2 separate regions of the Mus musculus genome follow, and region 1 is linked to region 2. Evidence: chromatin loops called from intact Hi-C (ENCODE). Cell type or tissue: left cerebral cortex. All regions are shown on one strand. Each heading gives the region's core, and the rest is flanking DNA. Links, peaks and the distances in the headings are about the cores only. Region 1 overlaps Fbxo31 (F-box protein 31). Region 2 overlaps Cox4i1 (cytochrome c oxidase subunit 4I1).

Region 1 (8,000 bases), core at 1-8,000, 880 kb before region 2:
TTCACTCCCCAGAGCCTCTCCCTCTAAGCTCAGCATCCCTGCCCCCCGTTAGCCTCTCTTCAGAATCCATGGGGCTCATATGTCCCACACTGCAGTCGGGTGGCTGCGGGGCTGCCTGACCCTCATTACAAGCTAGCAGCACAGCTTGCCCCCCAGGAGTGATGAGTGCCGCAGCCTCATCCTCACAGGGACGCAGCTGTGGACGCTGGCCAGGTGTCAGTGTCTCGTGACAGCCCATGGAGCACACAGGGATGGCGTTCCTCAGAGCTGTGCTCCTCTGTCCTGAGGGAGAACCCTCCCAGGTACAGGGTCTGGAGACGTTGTCGTGTGGTGGAGGCAGACAGGCAGGCAAGGACAGCGGCGTTCTGCTGTCTGGCTCTGTGAATGTGCTGCAGCTGCAGGGCCAGCCTCTGCCTGCCTCTTAGCACCTGGGTGTTTGCTTTGCATCAGCCAGAGCGTACTGCACACTGAGTATGGGAGCTGAGGTTCTGAAAGTCTGCAAACACTCCTAAGCTGGGCCTGATGGCTGAGGGGAGTCAGCCTGAGCCCCTGAACAGGTGGCCGCTCCAGCCAGTCTGGATTCAGCAGTGAGAGATGTGATGTCTTAGAACACACATCGTGAGGACAGGAGAGTGTGAAGCCGTGCCTCTGTAGGGACAGAACCCTCCACGACTTTACGGACCTGTCAGCCATACTGCTCTCCCACTCCTGGATCCCAGGGGCCACCAGAGTTTATGGCTGCAGCGAGTCGCAATAAACGTGGAGACATGCCCCATAGTGCAGCTGACCTGGCCAGTCTGGCACTGTCTGACCCCCCAGAAGTAGGAGTAGCAGGAGGAAGAGGATGTCAGGTCACATCACATGGCAGCCGCTCACCTGTGAGGGGACCCTCAGCCTTTCCTGCTGTGTCCGTTCAGGTATAAATCCTCGAGTGAAGTCAGGACGCTTCATGAAAATTCTCCCCGATTATGAGCACATGGAGTACAGAGATGTGTACACCTGCCGTACGTACCTCACGCCCTGCGCTGTGGCTGCTGCTGCTGCTGCTGCTGCTGCATGGGCGATAGCAGGCGGGTGGGTGGGCGGGCAGACTCGCTTCCCACCCTGGGAGATGCTGTCCCGGCTTTTTCTCCTTTCCTCTGCTGCAGCTGTGGTGGGTCGCGCTGAGTGGTAGCCTAGGCTCTCTGTGTATGGACTGAGTTTCCACAGTAGCTTCTAGGGTCTTGGGCAGCCCTGTAGAAGTTAGGTCAGGTTCTGCCTCCCAGCCCCGTGCTCCCAGAAATAAGACTCAGACTCAAAATATGACAGGTGCTGCAGCCATACAATACAAAAAGACGTTCTCCACAACACAGTTGTTGGTTTAGGCAAGAACAGCTCACTAATATTTTTTTAATGCAATTGCAGAAAAAGTCAGGTAGAGCAGAGAATAAAGGCCTCTAAAGCTCCTCCATTCTAAAATAACACAGAACTGGGCTCAGCGCCACGTGCCTGTCAGCCTAGCACTCAAGAGGCTGAGGCAGGAGGATTGCTGTGAGTTCTGGGACAGCGTGAGGTATAGAATGGGACTACCGTCAAAAACAAAACAAGACTCCCCTCCTCCCCAAAAAGGCCCCAGAAGAAATGTAAACCAACATCTGCGTTTATTAGTTACTTGTGTGAGTGCACAGGACATTCCTGTGTACTGTCCCGGTCCTCCCCTCCCCTCCCCTCCCCTCCCCCCATGTCAGACAAGGGGTGGATAAACATGCTTGCCCTGTTGCCTGGTTACCTGAACTGACTCCATCCAGTTGTCTGGCCTCCAGGTTCCTTGTGGCACATGTGTACACACATACAAATAAATAAGATTTAAAAAATAAAAATAAAAAAAGCCACCGGCTTTCCCTCTCTGACTGGGCGCAGGAGACTTTTTTTTTTTTTTGATGCTGTGAGGATTGGGGAGAGGATTTCAGCTGTCAAGAAAGACCAGAGCTGGAGAGGTCTTGCCTGCCGTTCCTGCTCTTGGTGGAGGCAGGAGAATTGGGTTCAAAGCCGGCTTTGGCCGTATAGTAAGCAGGAGGCGAGTTCTATTTCCAACAACCACCCCCCACCCAAACAAACAGGCTGTGAATGACCTTTTCCTGTCTAACAAAAGCAACGACAAGCTTGTGACTTATTTCCCAGAGTGCCACCAAGGTCTGGACACCAGGTTCTGGCTCCCCGAGGGGACAGTCCCGGCTTTGTGACATGCTGCCTTTGTCTGGTGTGCTCCTGGGCTGTGTTGGCACTTTGAATAGCTGCTAACACACACCTTTGCTTACATTGGCTGGCACAGAGGTGGACTGACTGCCAAGGTCATGGCCAGGGTATGGGAAGACTTGGACATGGCAGGGCACGGGACCTGGGAGGGCTGGCGGTGTGCAGATTGCAGACACTTCCCACACGGTGTTGGACGGGGTTTCTAGAACACTGTGTCCTGGGCCCAGTAGCCCTCTCTGCTGAGCAGAGAGAGAGCCGCAAGTCCTGCCAGCCCCACCGGGTTCAAGGGAGGTGGGGAGGAGGGGCGTGGTTCTGGGAAGCCTTGAGGACAGCTGGCCCCATGTAGGGCCACATGAGATATTTCTGGAACTGCCTGGATGCTCAGCCCTCCCGGCGGTCTGTGAAGAGTGTGGAGTCCTCCTCATTTCTGGGTGGTGCTGCTGAGTGCCTGGACTTCAGCCTCCTGTTTGGTGGCCCTGCGGCTTGTCAGTGGCAGGGTGGCGGTGGCTGTCCAGCCAAGGTTCAAGTACATTTGAGTCACACAGCACTTGGTAGGGGCATCCCTGGTAGTGAGCCCCTGGTGTGCCAGAGAAGAAGAAAACGAGGCCCAGCACCTGACCTCTTGCCCTTTCACCTTTGGCTTCCAGGCACGTAGCGCCAGCTGGGCTCTCAGCGGGCTCTCTCACCAGCCTGCTGTGACACCTTGCCACAGGAAGGCTTTGGGAGCAGGCCCTACCTGGGCTGCTGCCTGAGGGGGGACTTGTGCATGAAGATGAAGGCCCTTGGACCCCAGGCTCCTGGGCTGGATGGGCTGAGAAGAACCTTGAGACATGTCCTGAGGGCAGGACTGTCCCAAGCCGACTCAAGGTGCCACAGATCTGTGCACTGCCAGTGTATTAGAGTATTCAGGGACTCCTGTCTTTGGATGGAGCTGTTGTCTGTCTGTCACTTAGAGTGACCGTGGGTGCTCCTGAGGTCAGAGGCAGGTGCAGGACCAAGGACAAGGAGGGACTTGGTAACAGGATGTGATGGCCCCTGAGATGCCTGGGCCGCACACTGGAGTGTGGTGGGAAGCCCCCTACGGAGCTCCAGCCCCGACCCTCCCCAAGGAGCCGCTAACACTGACTCCTCCAGAGTGGCGGGGAGCGCCTTGGAAAGTCTAACAGCAGATGCATAGGGTGATCTCATCTCCTGATTCTTACCATGCACCGGGGACTGCTGGCTGTGACCCAGTGACTAGGATGAGACAGGACGGTTAGTCGCATCTTTCTTTTGGACTAGAGGGAAGTGTGGGCCACTCCCAGGCTCAGACGGTCTGCAGAGGGACCTGAAGACATAAACTCAGTTCTTTTCCATCATGGGTGGCAGCCATGTTTGAGGTTTTGCTGTGTTTCAGAATATTGCTTCTCTGGCTTTGTCCTGGGTGAGTCTGGGCTGTCACTCCAGATAGCACAGGACTCGCCCTGGGAGGCAGGTTGGTTCAGTGGGCTTTGTAGGCATTTGTAGACTAAGTGCTGGGAGCAGCGGCTGGTTTCTTCTCGGGATGTCCAGCTCTCTGGCTGGTGTGAGCGGAAGGGAGGAGGCTGGCTTCTTCCCAGGGTTTGTGTGTAACTCAACGTTGGCCCAGCCAGATGGAGTTGTCGTCCCAGTTCCTGCAGCACACGGTCACTAATGTTTGTGAAGGCAGTTGTTTTTTCTCCAGTGATTCTGAAATGGGTCATTTCACCAGCTTTTTTTTTTCTTTTTAATATATATTATTTTTCAATTGTAAGCGATGGCAGAACATTACCTTTTTCATACTCCCTCTTACACTCTCACCTCCTTTTTTATTTTATTTTTATTTTTTATTTTTTTGGTTTTTTGAGACAGGGTTTCTCTGTGTAGCCCTGGCTGTCCTGGAACTCACTTTGTAGACCAGGCTGGCCTCGAACTCAGAAACCCGCCTGCTTCTGCCTCCCGAGTGCTGGGATTAAAGGCGTGAGCCCCCATGCCCGGCTTAATTTTTTTTTTAAGGATTTATTTTATTATATGTCAGTACACTGTAGCTGTTTTTAGACACACCAGATGAAGGTGTCAGATCTCATTATGGATGGTTGTGAGCCACCATGTGGTTGCTGGGATTTGAACTCAGGACCTTCGGAAGAGCAGTTAGTGCTCTTAACCGTTGAGCCATCTCTCTAGTGGGCTCTCTCCTCCTTACGCTGCAGGATGACACAGTGGCCACTCCTAGACGCGTGCCCCCATTACTCTGTACTCCAGGTTCATGTGCTGCATGCTGTCTGTGCTTATGAGTTCAGAGGTGACGAGGCCACCATAGGAAGCTGTGGTCCCTGGGGTTGGTGTGCCTGCAGCCTGTGCGTCCTTGTAGTTCTTTGGAAACGGCTGGTGGCATCACACTTACTGTAGCTGCTGAGGGTGTGGCTGGTGGTTGGTGCATTCAGAGTAAGATGTCCACATTAGTGTGCCCGGCACCTGGCCCTTCCCTGGGAGTCCTGCTTGTCAGTGCAGTGGCTCAGAGGTAAGCATCAAGTCACAGCGGCTTCACTGTAGCTAAAAGGCCGAGAGCCTATGCCTGAGCCGGTGACCCATGCCTTGTCTTTAGAACCCCTGTGATGGTCTTGGGCTGGACCTGGGGGTGGTGGTGGCAGTTCTTCAACAGTGTCCAAAGGCTGGGTTGTCCCTCTCCCTGAATCCCAGGCCAAGGCCTCTGGTCCCTGTCCCTTTGTGGTCCTGTCTGGTTACCCTGAATGTGAGCTGTGCTCAGTAGCCATCTGTGACTCCATGGCCTTCAGGATCATCCTGATTCACCCATCTGTCACCCTGTGAACAGAAGTGGCCATGGTGACAGGCACAGGCTGGACTGTCACCTCTAGTGGCTCCTGGTGGAGGTGTTTCCTCTGCCCCAGGAGCATGCTGGGTAATTGTGTCTCTCCTGTCCCAACAGTGCTTCACCGATACAGACACATTTTGGGGCTGTGGCAGCCAGATATCGGGCCGTACGGAGGATTGCTGAACGTCGTGGTGAGTGGGAGTCCCGTGGTGGGTCTTGTGCAGGAAGTGGCCACACTGAAGATGGGCAGCGAAGCCGCCCCAGGGGTTTCCTTTCAGGGCCAGATGTTACTTTCGGAGTGAACAGAGATTTATTGTAAGCAGTCTTCTGGTCTTCTGTGTGTGCCCCTGGACTGTTTGAGGGCCACAGGGCCCTCAGCTCCTGGATGCAGAAGCTGCAGGCTCGTGCCTGAGGACACAGGTTTGGGTGTGAACTTGTGGCTGAGAGACAGCACCCTGCCTGGCGTGACCACTGTGTCTGCTGCAGGTGGACGGACTGTTCATCATTGGCTGGATGTACCTGCCACCTCATGACCCCCACGTGGGAGACCCCATGCGGTTCAAGCCACTGTTTAGAATCCATCTGATGGAGAGGAAGTCGGCTACAGTGGAGTGTATGTACGGCCACAAAGGGCCCCACAACGGCCACATCCAGGTAGAGGAGAGCTGGGTCCTCTGTGACGCGACATGCATGTGAGGTGAAGGGCTGTCTGTCTTCCTTTGGCTGTCACAGCCCCAGCGCCATCCTGCTGGGCGCACCTTCAGCCACAGCCTTTCACAGTTCTACCATGACCCGGTGGCTGCAGGTTGTGGGTGGTCCAGCTCAGTAGAGTGGGGGACACTGTGTGAGGCTATGTGAAGATGGGGGTTGCCAGAGCCCACTGGAATATTGCCCTTTAAAAAACTTATTTGGGTGGGCATGTATGCATGCCACCTGTGTGAGGATGTCTGTGGACATGCACTCACCTGGGCTTGTGTGTGCATCTTTGTGGAGGTGGGAGTGGCTTCAAGTGTTCTTTGCTGTTACCTGTGAGCCATCCCTCTTGTGTTCTGGTCAGTGTCTCTTGCTGTGACCTGGGGCCAGCCAGTCATGCTGTGCTGGCTGCTGAGCCCTAGAGATCCCCCCTGCCCCCCCCCCCCCTCTACTTCCCCAGCTCTGAGATCACAAGCCTGTGCCCCACACTGCTACCCAGGTCCTCACAGTTCTGCCACAAGCATGCCGGAGGTATCCCCGATGAGGCCAAGTTATGTACCCTAGCCCTCCTAGAGACAGTTCACTAGGTTGCCCAGCCTGGCCTGGGGTTCACCCTCTTACTCAGGCAGAACTGGGGTCTCCTGCCTCAGCCTCCCAGGTAGCTGGTTGCAGCCTGCACCACCACACTGGACACGTTTGGATCTCAGTGGGTTTGGTGGGGAGCGTAGTTGGCGGACACTGGGACTCATCCACCCTCCTCGTCCTTTTCCCTCCACGGTCACGCGGAAGATTGTGAAGAGGGACGAGTTCTCCACCAAGTGTAACCAGACAGATCACCACAGGATGTCCGGTGGGAGGCAGGAGGTGAGTCCTGAAGCCTGGGAGGGAGGCTGCGGAGAGACGTTTGCGTGGCCGGTTGTCTTTTTCTCGTGGGCGCTGGCCTGGCCTCCTCCTGTTGGGTTAGGTAGAGCATGTGAGGGCCCATCGTTTGGAATGGTGGCACTCTGTCCCCCAGCCCTGACTGTGCAGTGTGCCGAGGTCCGCCTTACAGAAACATCCACAGGTTACGGTCTCCAGTCTCCGCGACCAGGCTGAGAGTGTTCGCTGTGCTTTCCCGCACCCTCTGCTGGCGGCTTTGCCCACTCACACTTCCGGAAGCCGCTGCTCCACGGGCAGTCAGGGGGCTCTGAGGGCAGTTCAGAGCGGCTGTCTTCACTCAGGAGCCTGGTGGCCTGAGTGTCTAGGGCATGGCAGCACAGTGGATGCCCATGTGCTGGGCCTCCGGCCATTTGCCCGAGTGAGTTTATATTGCTTTTGAGGTTTGATTTGTGAGCGTCTAAGCCACACCACCATTAAGAGGAACGTGGCATCGTTGAGTGTGGGTGTCTGTTGGAGCCGTTTATGATGGCTAGACCTTAGCCACGTTCTCAGTTCCCAGGGTCTGTGGAGACCCACATGGGTGTTCTGGTGAGCAGCGCTTGCCCTTGGGGGAAGTCCCTGTTCTTACAATGCCATTTAACTCTGTTCTCCTACAGTCGCCGCTTGATGCTTGTGAGACTATTGGAATTCTCATTTTTTTTTTTTCCCAGTGTGCTCTTGTCTGTTAAGACCTTAGACAGAGGTCATGAGCTCAGTCTCTGGAGATGCCTGATGGGATGGGCTCTGGGGTTCTACCTGGCTCGATGGCTTTGAAGGGAGGGTCTTTTCCTGATTACAAATGCAGCGTGCTCCTGGCTGGAGTGAGGCGCCTGTACTTTACGAGGAGCTGGGTGTCTGGTGAAGAGTGAGGCGGGGAGACAGGAAGTACAGCCCTGTCATCCCCGCTGGCTGTCTCCGGGGCTGTTGGGAGCATAAGATGGTGATTGTCCAGTGCCAGGCATGATCACCACTCCTGAGCTGGTTGCCAGGCCTTGATGCTGTCCTTGTGTGTGTAGCTGGGACTCGCCCTGGTGATGACTCTTCTTGACCCCGAGCTGTGTGCTGGAGGCTTCCTAATGACCCCAGAGGCCAGCCTCTGCGTGACGTTAGCGCCAGTCAGCTCAGTGTGACACTGAAGCCTTCCTTTCTCCCACTCAGGTGGTTTTATTTCGTCTGTCACCTATTTGAGGCTTAGAAATAAATTGTGTTCCTTTTAAAATTAAAAACATGATCGCCGGGCGTGGTGGCGCACACATTTAATCCCAGCACTTGGGAGGCAGAGGCAGGTGGATTTCTGAGTTTGAGGCCAGCCTGGTCTACAGAG
Region 2 (15,813 bases), core at 4,040-12,039:
TTAGGACTCGAATGTACCTTTACGATCCCCCTATGAAATGCTTTCTTCAATGCATTCAGTGACAGTCCATCCCAAACTGTGGCAGAAACCACAGCAGAAGCATGCTCGAACAAAGGCAGGGACTGGCAATGCAGTTGAGCCTGTGCCATGGTTTCAATTACATACAGAAATATGCAACGAAGAGGAATGAAATGCACCAAAGTTGCAACCACTTAAGTTTGGGCAGCAGGCTAAAGGGATAGCTGTCCTTTCTTTCCTCTACTCCCTCCTGGTCTGTTTTTTTTTTTTTTTTAAGACACCATGGCCCAGGCTGGCCTGGAATTCATTATGTTACCCAGGTTGGCATTGAACTCTATGTGATCTTCTGATCACAAGCTCCCAAGGGCTGGAGTTTGGGGCACGTGTAACACACTCAGCTGATTATTTTCTTCTTGCTCTAAACATTCTGAAGTACAGACCTTGGCATAGACTTCAGAACGAACTCTATACATCCCAAGGTGGCAGTAGGCTGGAGCCGGGCATGGAGGGCACCACACCATTAAGGGAACAGAGTCCCTGGCACAAGTCACCTGGTTTCCTGGGGAAGCAGGCCAAGAGTCTTCTAGGAGCCACAGCTCAGGACAAGAACTGTGTGGCAAGGGGATGTCCAGGCTAGCGTCACACAAGGACAGGCTCTGGCAGGCATTGGGATTTGCTGCTTATAGAACCCTGCACCGGGACCTTAGTTTGAATGCTAGCTGATCAGCTCTGTGCTTGGTCACCAAATTATTACTGGGCTTCTCCAGAAGGTGTAAGTGGGCCACAATCCCATCCTGACAGCAAGCAGGAGCAGGACCACGACCCACACACACACTACCCCCCCCCAATACACACACACACACACACACACACACACACGCATGCACCCAAGGCCTGGCTCTGGGGGCGTGGGGGGTGTTTCCTGCTCGGTTGCACCCCATGGCCAGCTCAGCCTCTGTGCCAACGCCAGGCAGCTGCGGCGTCCATGGCTTGTGGTTGCCTCAGCCCCAATCTGGGCTCCTGGTTGCTCAACCCAGCATGTTTTTCCTCTTTTCCTCTTCTGCTTTTCCCAGGCTGAGTCCTGCTGCGTGTGGGCCCCGGGGCTCTGCGGGCGAGCACACAACACACCCCAGGCCCGTTTCCATGTCCCTGATTGCTTTTCCCTCCCCGGGGTTGCTAAACAGCCTATGAAGAAAGCCCTTTCTTTTGCCTTTTTATTTTAAGGAAGGAGTGTGGTGACATCTGTCTACGGAGAGGCTCCATGTCCAAGAGACCAGCCCCTGCCTAGAGGTATCTGTTTCGTCTCCTCCTCAGAGGGTCCCAGGAGAGTCTAGTGACGCCTTCCTTCAAGGGTTCAAGCAAGGGAAGTCTCCGATGCTTCAGTGAAGAGTCACCCAGCACTCACCTACTGGGCCTGAGAAAGGAGAGAAGAGGAGCCTATGGGATCGGGGTAGAGGCGAAGCTGAGCACAGAGCTGTGTTGTTTCAGAGGCCCCTGCCTTGGCCTTTGTGACGCATTTCCTTAGAGCAATGGTTCTCAACCTATAGGATGCCACCCCTGGGGGGGGGCGGTTGATTGACCCTTTCAGAGGGGTTGCATAGCACATATTCTGCCAATCAGGCATTTACATCACGATTCATAACACTAGCAGAATTACAGTTATGAAGTTAGCCATGAAAATCATTGTATGGTTGGGAGGTCACCATAACACGAGGAACTGTACTAAAGGGACCAGAGTTAGGAAGGTTGAAGCCCGCTGCCTTAGAGTCTTAAGGAAAGGACCTGGTCGGCTCTCGTTCTAGCTCTGAGTGAAAACAAGGACATTAGCTGGGTGCTGTACCCTGTGAGCCAGAGGTGAAGACACTGACCTCCTCCGCAGCTTTCCTCAGAACCCAGGCAACTGCACACAGGCAACGGAACAGCAAAGCCAGGCCCTGCTTCAAGGCCCTGGGCGTGGTTGTGCTTTATATGTAGGTCATGCCTCAGGCTCCCAAGGGCCTTCTAGTCAGCTTCCAGGGGCCAGGCCTGTTAGGCCAACCCACAAGTGGCTGTCCCTCCCCCTCTACAAGAAGAACCTTGACACACACCCTGCATGAAAGGAACCTGCCAGGTTTTTCCGAGCACCAGAAGAAAAGCCAGGCTGCTGACATCTGAAATAAATACCTCCTGTCTTGATCCCTGGGTCTGCGAGGATCTTTATTCCATAAACATCTGAGAGGGCTGTCTCTCAGCAGAAACAGCTTGGCCTCCAGGCGCCTAGGCCCTGGCTTCTATTACTATGTATGCGAAGGTTGGGGGGTGGGAGCTTGTGGCCAGGGGCCAGCACACTTCTTTACCAGCACAACCCTGGCAGCAACCATGGCTTCATAAGCATGAGGGGCTGGCCCTGAAGGTGGGGCACAGCTGCCCCACGCCTGTGTGCTCTGGGAGCACAGGACCAGTGTGAACTCAGGGAAGCCCCTGCACAGGTATGCAGGAACTTTTGAATGTTTTAAAGCTGAGTTTCAGCCTGAGATTCGTAGAGTCTCCAGGCCTAATGGCCTAAGGCAGAGACCCACTGGGTATAGGTCTCTGCTGCACACCAGGATTTAAGTTCCGTGTGTATTCAGGAGGGGTGGATCCTCAGCTTTTAGGGTCCCAAAAGTCCGGAATCTATATGCCCAGCCTGGTCTCCTGTTATAAATGAAAATGCAAAAGACAAAACTCAGGTGTCACACAGCTGGGATCTGGGCTCTCAGGAGGAGGTGGAGGAAGCAGAGTTGGGGGTTAACGGTCATCCCTACTGAATACTGCACTCAAGGCCAGCAGGGGTCCTAAGAGACCCTGTCTTAATAATAATAATAATAATAATAATAATAATAATAATAATAAACCCAACTTTAGCCCGCTTGAGTGAGAAAAAGAGAAAATGAATTGGCTGGCTATCAGTGACAAGACACAGGGATAGCTGGCAGCCAGCAGGGTGGGGTCTGTGAGGTCCAGGAGTGCAAAAGCCACAGTCTAACTCTGAATATGGGGCCCTCTGCCCTGCAGTAAGCCCAGACACACCCTCCTTGCTCTGCCTGCAGCTGGAACCGTCGCCCAGCCTCTAGCAGAAGTCCTGGGAGCTGGAGTGGCCATGTGGAGTCTGTGTGAATAGGGATGGCCAGTGGGCTTAGGCCAGAGATAACGAGTCACCTGCACACCAGCAGTGAGCAAGGGGTGCATGGCTGGCCACAAGAAGGCCCAGCGGTGCTCTGAGAAATGGGTTTGGGAACAAAGTGGGACAAAATGTGCCTCCTGTGTCCAGGAAGACAAACTCCCAAGGCACATTCAAGATGTGGTGCCACACATCTCTAACTCCAGCGCCTGGGAGATGAGGCAGGAGAATTGCTATGAGTTTGAGGCCAGCCTGAGTCCCACAGCAAGTACCATGAAGCCAGTGCTATAAATGAGAACTTGTCTTTAAATAAAAAGGGGGGGGAGGGGCTCGTGCACAGGTGCTGAGATTGTGACCAGTCCCAGTCCCGGGCAAGGCCAGCTGCGCCCCTGCTGCAGAGGTGAGCTTCGGGAAGCAGCGCCATCTACTGAGGGCTGGGCTCCTAACACCGTGGGTGTGACCTTGTGTGCAAGCAGGATCCCAATGAGACGACTCCAGATGAAAATGGCCCTTGATTGTATTGACGGCTGTCCTTATAAGGCATCGTTGAGGAGATGTGACAGACACAAGGCAGATAGGAGAGACTAAAATGAAACACCAGAAGTTGGACGAGCCTGCTCCACCCACCTGGACCTCAGACTACACGAGTGTGAGAGGAGGAAACTTCACTTTGAACCCTCACCCCAACCCAGGTCATTGCTAAACAAAACTCCAAGGAGACACACACACACATCAGTTCTGCTGTCTTCCTGAGGATTCCTACCGCTAAAAAACATCATAACCAAAAGCAGCTAAGGAAGAAAGGCTTTATTTCAGTTCTCGAGTCCCAGGTTCATGGGGCAATCAGGGCAGGAATTTAAGGTGGGAATTGGAGGCCGCATCGGTGCAAAGGCTATGGAAGGATGCTGCCTCCAGACTTGCTCTGCCTGTTAGAGCGCCCAGGACCACCTGCCCAGAAACAGCACTGCCCACAATGGGCTGGGCCCTCCCTCCCACAACAGTCACTAAGAAAATACCCCACAGGCTTGCCTATAGGTCGGTCTGGTCTGGAGTATTTTCTCCCTTGAGATTCCCTCTTCCCAGATGGCTCTAGCTTGTATCAAGCTGACATGAAACTAGCCAGCACGTTGAGCCTGGCTCTGACCAGATGATGTAAACCAGGCACCCCAACACGAGTGCAAGGCCAAGAACCCCAACATCCCAACATGGAACTCCTTCCTCCACAGTCCTCACTCCACTCCTCATACCCCAGCCTCCCAACCTGGGGTTTTCTGAAAAGGCCACAGGGACATTTGAGGAAGTACCGGCCATGAAGGCTGGGAAAGTCCTCTGGGCCTCATGACTCCACTTCCTAGGTGACCCCAATCTGAAAAGACGTCCTCCTCCAAACTCTCCTCAAGGTCCTTTAAAGGGGAAAAAACACATGCCATGCTCCCCAGCCCTCCAGCCCAGCCCAGTCAGCACATGGATGGCAACCCGGGAGTGACACCGGGAGTCAAGCTGTCAGGAGCCACAAGTCTCCACACACAAAACCCAGCATTAAAATCCCCAGGGGCCACACCCTCTAACTGCATGTGGTCAGCTCCAGACGGTGGCACTCTCTGCCACCAGAACAGTGGCTAGTCTCGGTGGCCAGCAGAGAAGCCAGTTCCTAGCCATCTCTGACTAAACCAGCTTCCACGGCTCATGCGTGTGAGGCTTCAGTCTGACCTGAGCCCATGCTGTGAACTTCAGGCTACTCTTTAAGGATGATCAGAGCCAGGCTGTAGAGATGGCAGATCAGGGATTGCTCCCACCAGGACTTTCTTGTCTACTTGACAACCAGCATATAGAAGCCACCCACTTCTACCAGAACTATGCTTCCTGCCCACTATGCCCGGAGTAAGAAGCACGTGGCATAATTGGTAACATGGATAGAAGGAAGCATGCGGGGCTGGAGAGATGGCTCAGCGGGTAAGAGCACTGACTGCTCTTCTAGAGGTCCTGAGTTCAATTCCCAACAACCACATGATGGCTCACAACCACCTGTACAGCTACAGTGTACTCATATGCATAAAATAAATAAATAAAATCTTTTAAAAATAAAATAAAGGGGGCAAGTTATCAGCCCCATTAAGCTACATTAAAGGAGGAGGAGGAGGAGGAGGAAGAGGAGGACGAGGAGGAGGAGGAGGAGGGGGATGCATGGACATCTTACACAAATGGAAGGACCAGGCGCTAGCTTGTGCAGGGGGAAGGCAGTGATGGTTATAGCCACATTCGTGGTAACAGTTATTGATGGTGATTCGAAAAATTCGAGTGAATACAATGATAGAGATGGTGACCATGGTAGTGGTGATTATGGTGGCGTAAGCCATGCTATGGCGGTGCTGATGGTAATGGCAGTGATGATTCTGATGACAGTTGGTATTGATAACAATAGTGTTTGAAGTGACAGTGGCGGTTGTGGTGGTGGTGAGGATAAAACTTAGAGTCCCCTCTAGAGCTTGGGTTCCTCAGTGGGAGCTGTACCCCACATATTCTATCCTTTTATGTTCATAGTGCCTTGCACATAGTAGGTGCTCAAAAATACATTACCCAGGTATTACTTTGTTCTTCGAGTTGTTAAAGCAGAGGAGTCCCCACACCAGCTGGCCCCAGTGCAAGCACCTTTGAAGTGGACCTGAAGTGAGACCACACCTCAGCAACTCTGTGTCCAGAGCCAAAGGACATCAAGACAAGAAGCAAAGCCTCTGACCCAGGCCTCGCTCTTCACCGCAAGCCCCACGTTACCCATCCACACACTGGCCAACCTCCCTGAGTTTCCATTTCCTCGTTCCTCAGGGCAGCTTGCTGCAAAGAGAGGCGGAAACAGCTGGGACAGATGGCAGCACGTGGTCAGAGGTAAGCTGAAATGTCTAAAGCGGCTGGCAATGCTGGCCCATGGCCTGGTGATGCTGGCCCGTGGCCTGGCAATGCTGGCCCGTGGCCTGAGGGTAAGCATCTCATCCTCTCTTGGGCAGAGTTATAGCACACTTAAAGAAATGACTGCAGGGAGGCCAGCAGTCCCCCCTCCCCGTGTGGGGGACAGGTCAGTGTTCCTGTAGATGGAGATGCCTATGTCCCTTCCTTGGGGTGGCTCTGGGTCATCTGTAGAAGTAATTATTTCTCCTTAAAAACTACAGCAGTATCAAGGAAGATACACAATTCCCAGGGATTGTCCAGATCAAGCAGAGGACTCACAGATGTGGCCAGGGAGAACACGCAGCAGGTAAGGCCTGGTCTGGGAACCACAGCTTGTCCTCAGAGACCCACATGCTAGGAGAGGGTCAACTTTCACAAACTGATCTGGGACCTCTGCACAGGTGCTGTGGTGTACATACACTAACACAATTAAACAAATGTAATTTTAAATGGTTTTAAGTTTGAAGAACTTGAAACCATTTTAAATTTTAAAACCACCCTAAATTTAATTTTTTTTAATTTCTAAGAAATTTAAAAATTAAATAGCTCAGACCTTGGCATAGCGGGTTTGTGAAGGCGAGGTACAGGGGGGCAGGAGAGCCACTGGAGACCCAGGCCTAGCACGGAGTCCTTGCACCCCCTGCTGTTCACTCGGGATGTGACCGCCAGTTTCCCATATGTCAGTGATTTTTTTCCTGTGACTGAGAAATTATGGCACATGCCTTTAATCCCAGCACTTGGGAGGCAGAGGCAGGTGGATTTCTGAGTTCGAGGCCAGCCTGATCTACAAAGTGAGTTCCAGGACAGCCAGGGCTATACAGAGAAACCCTGTCTCGGAGGAAAAAAAAAAAAAAAAGCAAGCTTAAGAAAGAGTTGATTTGGGCTCATAATTCACGGCAGGGAAGCCATCCTTGAGCAAGAGGCAGTTGGCCACGCAGCATCCGAGGTCAGGAACAAATGGTGAGTGTCGGCACTCAGTTCACTGTCTTCCCTTAACTCAGTCCAGGGCCCCAGCCTAGGAAATGGTGCCGCCCACTTTTAAGATAAGGCTTCGCACCCAGTTAACCCTGTCAAGACGATCCCTCATGGGTGTGCTCGGAGGCTTTCTCCTAGATGGCTCTGGATAGCGTAGAGCTAGTCATATAACCATCATAGGCTATGCATAGACACTAGATTACAGCTACTTGCTAGGTGGTGACAAACTCTGCACCCCTGCCCTTCCAGCCTGTCCAAAGGCTGGGGCTCCCCATTAGGTAGGGTGGTGACCCCCAACTTGCCTAATTTCCAGGAAAACCAACAGGCTTATTAATGTCAGTTTGCCCCCTTGGACCCTGTTCAGCACCTCAGGGATGGAGGGGCCACACCTATGTGAGGCCAGTTTCCCAGGGGAGTCCTAGAAGTGAGTGTGCAGTGACTCAGGTCACTGGGGAAACCTGACAGTCCACAGCACCAGACTATCCACCTTTGAGCTCTTATCACTGGTTGCCAGGTAGTCCTACTACCACCTGCACCGTGACAGCAGTGCAAACTCCAGATGTCCTGAGAGTCCTGTGTCCCGTTCCTAAGGAGGCTCTAGTGACCATGAAAACTGTTCCACCAGGAACCACAGGAATTCAGGGGCCTGCCGGGCATCCTGTGTGAGCATGTTACAGGTTTGCTGAGCCTATTCTACCAGTATTGCCTCGGGACCCCATGGGTGTCAGCAAACGTCATGCAGCACTCAGAGCTGAGTTGTCACAAGGATGGTCGAAACTCACGGTTAAATGACCACACTGTGGAACTTCACTGCAAAAACTGGGAAAGCTTAGGGAAACCTCACTGCCTTGGATTTTTACCCTCTGTTCAAAATCCTCCATTTTGGAAAGCGCAAGCAGCCAGCGACCAGTGGATTGCCACCATACCAAGCGACTATCAATCATTGGATGATTTTTCTTTTCTTTTCTTCCCTTTTTTTTTTTTTTTTAATGTATGTGAATACACTGTCACTCTCTTCAGACACACCAGAAGAGGGCATTAGATCCCATTACAGATGGTTGTGAGCCACCATGTGGTTGCTGGGAATTGAACTCAGTACCTCTGGAAGAGCAGTCAGTGTTCTTAACCGCTGAGCCATCTCTGCAGCCCAACCATCGGATTCTTAAAGGAACAGTTTCCTCAAGGATGAGAATACCTGCTTTCTATGCTCATCCCCAAGTCTCACCTCGTCCATGCCTAGATCAACCTGGCACAGGTGTTTTCCGAAAGGAGTGGAACCCAGAATATCCCTCCCAAAGCAAGATGCTGCCCACAGCCTGCACTAGCTCAGCGGGCAGCTGAGGGAGACCCTGAGGTATTTAGGTCTGGCTGATTTCAGTGCTGACTTCATAGGGGAAGGGAAGCAAAAGAACAAAAAGATGAAGTAATTTTAGAAGCCCCCTCGAGGTGGGCCCACCCATAGGGTTTGGATGTTTTCCCTTACTAAGCACTTATGAAGTACCTATGTCCCAGGCAGTGTCCCAGGTGCTCCAACAAGACCAACATGGGAGGCTCCCACGTCGTTGAGTCTGAGTTGACTCCCACATCAGTCAGTCTTGGCTCAGATTTCGGATGCTCCAACTCTACACGGTTTGCTTAGATCTCCGAGCGCCCCCTGCTGTCCAGAGCTGAGAATACAGTGCATGGAAACAGCTGTGGTGGGTGCCAAACTCAGGAGACAGGGGCCAGTGAAGAGGCCCGGGAGCAGAAGACAACCCTTTGAAAAGGTATCTTTAGGCCCTTTTCTTGGCCAGAGCTGTGTGTCTCGGGAATGACAAAGGACGTAAGCATGGACCGGCGAGGTGGTTCCTCAGGAAAGTCTCCCATTGCAGAGCCTGAACGGCCTGAGTTGGACCCCCTGTGTAGTAGAGAACTGATACCCACAGGTTGCCTTCTGACCGCTGCACACTCAACATAGCACCCACGTACCCACCCACATATACAAAGTACATACTAAACGAATAATGCTCTCGATGTAACAGGATCTCTCTGGATGTAGTCCTGAAACTATGTAAACCAGGCTGCCCTCAAAAACCTGGCTCTCTTGGGTACTGGGATTAAAAGCAGGAACCACTACACTGCTAAAGATGGTTTAGGGTTGGATGTGGTGGCACATGCCTTTGATCCCAAAACTCAGGAGGTAGAGGCAGGTGGATCTCTATGAGTTCAAGGCCAACCTGGTCTACAAAAATGACACCTGAGAAACCCTTGTCTCAGGAAACACAAACCAAAAACACAAGATTTCTTTTTAATGCTGTGTTTATGGGGGGCATGATTCTGGCAGCGCAAGTGCCGGCAGAGCCCAGAAGAGAGCATCAGGTCCCCTGGAGCTAGAGTTACACAGGCAATTTGGAGCCATCTGACGTGGGTGCTGGGGACCAGACTCAGGTCCTCTGGAAAAGCAGAACATGTTGCTAACCACGGATTCATTTCCCCAGCTCTGAAATCACTCTTCTTTAAAGAACAAGCACAAAGCCTGGAGATGGAGCTCAGTAACCCAATGCTTGCCTGCGCGTGTATGAGAGGCCCCAGGTTCAAGCCCTGTACTGCTCCAGAAGGGGTAGGGACATTTGCGCTTGTTGAGACCCTTCCCTTTGGAGAAGACTTTATGCCATGGTGTGGGCCCCAAGACTCCTCCACCCCAGTCCTGGGGAAGCTTCAGAGGAGGTCCAAGGTGACTTCCCACCAGCCCAGGCCTAATGGAGTGCGACCCCTGCCAGTGCTCAGCAGTGGCCGCTTCTCAGATGCCAGCGGCGGCAATGTAAGTGGTGCCCAGTCGGAAAGCAAAGAATATAAAAGTGCAAGGTGACCAGAAACAAGGTGACCAGAAAGAAAGGTGCCGCACCTGGGTGCACAGGAATGAGCAGAGAAGCGGCAGGTGCACAGCCAAAGGCCCACCACTGGCCGACGGAGAAACAGCATTCTGCGCATGCGGACTAGACATGCTGCCATAAAAACAGTGCAGTAGAGCTGGGCGTGGTGGTGCATGCCGGGATGCTAACACTTGGGGTGCTAATATCAGAGGGTTGTCATGAGTCCCAGGGAAGCATAAACTATCTTGGAAAAAAAAAAGGACATTTCCTAGCATTCTGCAGGATGGTTTGGCTCTGATTTAGGTCCACAGCAAAGGGAAGTTCCATGTCTTTCAGTGGCTCTGACAGGAGCTGCAAACCTAGGGAAGGATGTGAGAAATCTTCACGACGGAGCTGTGCTCCCAGGCAGAAGGTCCGAGCTGACTCGGGGGGGGGGGGGGGGACCTGAGTTCCTGAGAGACGTGACACTTCAACCCTCTGACTTAAGTCCTCCATTGAAAACAACAGCCATCACTGTGACCTGAATTTATGTAACAACAACAACAAAAGAGAGAGAGAGAGAGAATGGAACCAAAAAACTAGTATCAAGTATACAAGTTTCGGGGCTGGTGAAATGGCTCAGTGGGTAAGAGCACCCGACTGCTCTTCCGAAGGTCCGAAGTTCAAATCCCAGCAACCACATGGTGGCTCACAACCATCTGTAATATGACCTGACGCCCGTCTGAAGACAGCTACAGTGTACTTACATATAATAAATAAAAAAAAAAAAAAAAAAAAGTATACAAGTTTCAATGAAAACCCATGACCGGTCTCCTCCACAAACCACTAATCCTACAATAAGGCTCCCAGTAAAAACCTGGAAGCCAGGCATGGTGGCACATGCCTTTGACACCAGAAAGGTGGAGGCAGGGGAGAGCTCTGTGAGTTCAAGGCCAGCCTGGTGTACAGAGCTAGTTCCAGGACAACCAGGACTACATAGAGAAACCCTGTAGCAAACAAAACAAAACAAAAAAAAAGAACGATTATATGTTTGTCCCAACAACTAAGGACATTAATACGCTCCCAGGAGAAAAAAGAAAAAGAAAAGTGGATGTCAACTCAAACCCTGTGTCAACGAGAATGACTCATCACAGGCTAGGATTGCTGAACCCCAATTAAAACCATGTTGAATATGAAAATCTCAAAAAAAACAAATAAAAACAGATTTTTCTAGATTATGGAGAAACCACAGCGGGACCATGGCTCCTGCTCGGCTTGCTGTAGCCATGCAGAGAGCCCAGGCCCTGCTTGACTTCTTGGACCACCGTGTCACAGCTACGCTTCGCTAGGCCCCCCTCTTGCATGAGCACCGTCCAAGCTCAAGGATCTCTTCCCTTCCAGACAGGGTCTCTGGTGCTTACATGGGACAAGGTAGTAGGCTGAATCTTCCAAGTCCTCATCAGGGGCCAGGCCGGCACTCACAGAGCCACTGCTCTGCAGGCTGCAGCTCTGCTGCTGCCAGCTTGTGGCAGAAGTTGGAACATGAGGCATGCTGGGCAGTCATCCCTTTACCGGCCACATCCCAGCTTTCTCACTGCAATTTGGTTGTCAGGGTCTACGTAGCCCTGGTTGGCCTAGAACACTCTGTCAGCCGGACTGTCCCCAAACTTACTGTCATCACTCTGGCTTTGCTTCTGCCTTCTAAGTGCTGGTGTGGAGACAGTGTCACCATGCCTGGCCAGCTGTTAGAGCCTGGCCTGCTCTGCACAGCCCCAAAGTTACCTCTATTCAGTGGTGACAATTTCAAGAACTAAAGTAACTCCCGGCAATTTCTGTAGGCTACCACACAGGATTATGTCAGGCCACCTGTACTGGCTGGTTTTGTGTCAACTTGACACAGCTGGAGTTATCACAGAGAAAGGAGCTTCAGTTGGGGAAATGCCTCCATGAGATCCAGCTGTGGGGCATCTTCTCAATTAGTGATCAATGGGGGGAGGGCCCCTTGTGGGTGGTGCCATCTCTGGGCTGGTAGTCCTGGGTTCTATAAGCAAGCAAGTTGAGCAAGCCAGGGGAAGCAAGCCAGTAAGGAACATCCCTCCATGGCCTCTGCATCAGCTCCTGCTCCCTGTTCCAGTCCTGACTTCCTTTGGTGATGAACAGCAGTATGGAATTGTAAGCAGAATAAACCCTTTCTTCCCCAACTTGCTTCTTGGTCATGATGTTTGTGCAGGAATAGAAACCCTGACTAAGACACCACCCTAACAGGATTTTAAGACCATGTAAAAATGTCATAACCTACAATCTCTCAGACCACCATAGTAGTCAGTCTAGTTTCAATTTTTTTGCTTGTTTGTTTTTCAAGACAGGGTTTCCCTGTGCAGCCCTGGCTATCCCAGAACTCAGAGATCTGCCTGTCCTTGCCCCTGCCTCCCAAGCCCCATGCTGGAAGTAACCACTGCCTAACAGGTTCCATTTTTTTTAATTAGGTATTTTCCTCATTTACATTTTCAATGCTATCCCAAAGGTCCCCCATACCCACCCCCCCAATCCCCTACCCACCCACTCCCCCTTTTTGGCCCTGGCGTTCCCCTGTACTGGGGCATGTAAAGTTTGCAAGTCCAATGGGCCTCTCTTTGCAGTGATGGCCGACTAGGCCATCTTTTGATACATATGCAGCTAAAGACAAGAGCTCCCAGGTACTGGTTAGTTCATATTGTTGTTCCACCTATAGGGTTGCAGTTCCCTATAGCTCCTTGGGTAATTTCTCTAGCTCCTCCATTAGGGGCCGTGTGACCCATCCAATAGCTGACTGTGATCATCCACTTCTGTATTTGCTAGGCCCCGGCATAGTCTCACAAGAGAGAGCTATAACTGGGTCCTTTCAGCAAAATCTTGCTAGTGTATGCAATGGTGTCAGGTTCCATTTTTATACACTCTTCCTCAACAAGTTAAAACGCAAGTCCCCTACTCAGAATATATTTACCCATCACAGTGGGTAGTAACTTCTAAGTGACAGAAACTTCTGTCACGTAGCCTGGCGACCTGAACTTGACCACAGCAAAATGAAGGGCGAACACCAAGCCCCACATTGTTCCCTACACACGCACCTGACATCACACAGAGTAATGATGCAAAAACCTTAAACCCTCCTCACTTCCACTGTGAGAAACCTAGCCTCTCCGGAGACAGGTACCTTCATCTAGTGACTGCCAAAGAATGAACCACACAGACACCACGTAAACTGGTCTTTTATTAGCATGGACCATTGGATACGGCAGCTTCCAGCATGCCGAGGGAGTGAGGGAGGCAGGGAGCCGGCAGGCAGCGGGCTCTCACTTCTTCCACTCATTCTTGTCATAGTCCCACTTGGCGGAGAAGCCCTGAATGGGGTTGGCCTTCATGTCCAGCATTCGCTTGGTCTGCATGGCCACCCAGTCACGATCGAAAGTATGAGGGATGGGGCCATACACTGTGGAACAGAACAACTTGGTGAGGAAGGCTGCCCTGCCACCTGCCCAACCCCTCTCTCACACGGGCTTTAATCCAGGGCACTGTAACTCCTATCTCAGAACCTCCCTCGATTGTGAAAGGTCAGCAGGGAAATCCTACGGATTAAGCTGTCAGTGGCAGAGTCTGCAGGGTGGCCCAGCACACAGCTAGGGGTGCCACTCAGAGGGCTGGCATGTTAGTAGTCTGCAATCACACTCAGGAGGGGAGGGCCTGCTCGGAATGCAACACAACCTGACCCAGAGAGGATGCATGTCAGAGAGCAGGCAAGCGCAACAGTGTCCAAACACTATGGAAAAGGCCGACATCCCAGACTCCAGATGCTTGGGAACAGCCAGCCACGCAGCCAATGGGTCTCCTAGCTCACACTATGCAGTCCTCTGTGGACATGAGGCTTAATTAAGCTACAGAACACGATATTCTATACAAAGCAAACCATCTGGCCACAAAGGCACGCTGCAGCTCATAACTGTTGCCATGATCACAGCATCTCTATCTATGTGGGCTTGGAGGCCACATAAGACCCCAACAGCACCAAGAGCTATAGCTGTCCTGGGCCTACCTCACCCTCTGTACTTACCATAGCTCTTCTCCCAAATCAGAACGAGCGCAGTGAAGCCAATGAAGAACATGGCCATGCCCACAACTGTCTTCCATTCATTGGTGCCCCTGTTCATCTCGGCGAAGCTCTCGTTAAACTGGATGCGGTACACTGAATGAGACAGATGCAAGGTAAAGAATACCTACAGAGGGCTCAGCCCCTCCCTGAATAAACCCATCCCAGGGACTGCACAGGCTAGGCTAGAACACACAACTGTGCACACACCTGCACTCACACACCAGCATACATGGAAGGGGAAAATGAAGAGCTGTGAGCACAGCCCTCAGACACGAGGTCACATGACTGTGAGGTCACATGGCTCCCGTTTGGCCAAGCCAGCAGTATGGAATGGGTATCTAGAAGCCCAGCTGGGAGAGCTGACCCAGTGCAATCGCCTCCACACACTACTGAGTGTTTGTGCACCCCCTCTGATACCCACACTGAACTTTCTCATCCCTGGAAAGGCTGCTCCAGTCGGCCTTCTCCTTCTCCTTCAGCGCCTTCTGGCTGGCAGACAGCATCGTGACATGGGCCACATCAGGCAAGGGGTAGTCACGCCGATCAGCGTAAGTGGGGAAAGCATAGTCTTCACTCTTCACAACACTCCCTACAACACATTGGAGAGGCCTGAAACCCCGTGTGGACGGCAGTCTAGGCAGAAGGGCGGTGACGGTCAACGGTTAAGACGGAAGCCTGACCTAAGCAGCCCCTCGGTCACCAGGGGCAGGACCAGGGCTGAGGGTTGTTAGTCACACAAGCAACTGGACTAAATGGAGACCCAACCGCAGGGTCTCATACTCAGAACATAAAATTCAAAAAGGGAAAGGCGACTGTTGCAGAGTCTTGGTGGTCACCGTGACCCTGGCAGCCAAGGACTTACCAAGTGCCTACTGGTCACTGAGGCTAACTCTGGACATGTCTGGATGGCAGTGTCAGGAAACAAGTAAGCACCTGTACCCCCCCATGGGCTCACACTCTAAGTGAGAACTGAGCAGTACAGGAGGCTTGGGTCCCACTGGAGGAATGCACGTGTGTCAGGAAGCAGAGGGTGGCCCTCGAGACTCTGAGGGAAGACTGCTGTGCTCAACAAGCAGACTCACGGCAGGTTAGTTCTGTCTTCCTTCCCATGTTTCCCACTTAAAACACTCAAAACAGTCCAGTCAGCCCAAAGTGAGCAGTGGAGAGTGCCAGCCTGAGGGGAGGCTCCAGCTGCTCCATGGAACCATCACAGTGAGCGTGGCCTCACCAGGACAAAAGCTCAGGCCACAAGAACCCAAGCTGGATGGTGCCCCCAGGGCTTCCTGTTGCTAAAGCTCTAACTTGACCCGGCTGTCTGCAGGACAAAGCTTTGCAGAATGCTTTCCCCAGGTCATGTTGGTACACAATAGACAAAGCCTTGAGCAGTGCTGCGTGTGGTCCTTCTGTGTATTTACTTTGGTGCACAAAAAACCAGTGAGTCTCCATTCTTCTGCTCAACCCCACCCCAACAGACCCGCCGGGATTACTCTCCCACCTTAACCCTCAGCATCCCATAAAGTTGGCCCTGACAGCACACGCTGAACCCAAGCACCCGGCAGGCGGAAGCAGGAGGAGCTCAAGCTTGAGACCTGACTGAACAATCACAAAAACACTGTCCTAAAACTAGGAGACAATGATCAGAAAAAGAACGGCAGCTACTGAACTTTCCTACCAACACACACACACACACACACACACACACACACACACACACACACACACACACGCACGCACGCGCCCTCAACCCTATGCCTCTAGGCTAAAGGACTGCAGGCTATTGA

What was found. Hi-C counts contacts between places; a loop is a spot of excess contacts. Peaks named below come from ENCODE experiments on the same cell type or tissue, not always from the same donor. Only the 100,000 strongest peaks of a DNase experiment are listed, where the experiment ranks them.
Region 1: it touches region 2 in a loop (3-fold over the local background); 2 of 42 quality-filtered maps call a loop at or near these places.

The regions. Positions count from the first base shown.
Region 1 is chr8:121,557,642-121,565,641 of GRCm38, reverse strand. Fbxo31 (F-box protein 31) reads left to right here. Exons shown (of 9, transcript NM_133765.4): 3 at 5,180-5,256; 4 at 5,552-5,719; 5 at 6,548-6,622. Among named protein-coding and RNA genes, the nearest start is that of Fbxo31, 17 kb to the left of the region's middle. In left cerebral cortex, for the core only: a CTCF peak has its summit at 6,883 (motif pointing left); DNase peaks (open chromatin) are centred at 2,555, 3,455 and 3,797.
Region 2 is chr8:120,671,533-120,687,345 of GRCm38, reverse strand. Cox4i1 (cytochrome c oxidase subunit 4I1) reads right to left here. Exons shown (of 5, transcript NM_009941.3): 3 at 14,454-14,621; 4 at 13,994-14,125; 5 at 13,137-13,375. The coding sequence ends at 13,239. Gm39265 (a long non-coding RNA gene) reads left to right here. Exons shown (of 3, transcript XR_879259.2): 3 at 1,243-2,157. Among named protein-coding and RNA genes, the nearest start is that of Cox4i1, 11 kb to the right of the region's middle. In left cerebral cortex, for the core only: CTCF peaks have their summits at 6,747 (motif pointing left), 8,736 (motif pointing left) and 11,429; DNase peaks (open chromatin) are centred at 5,983, 6,742, 8,715, 11,558 and 1 more place.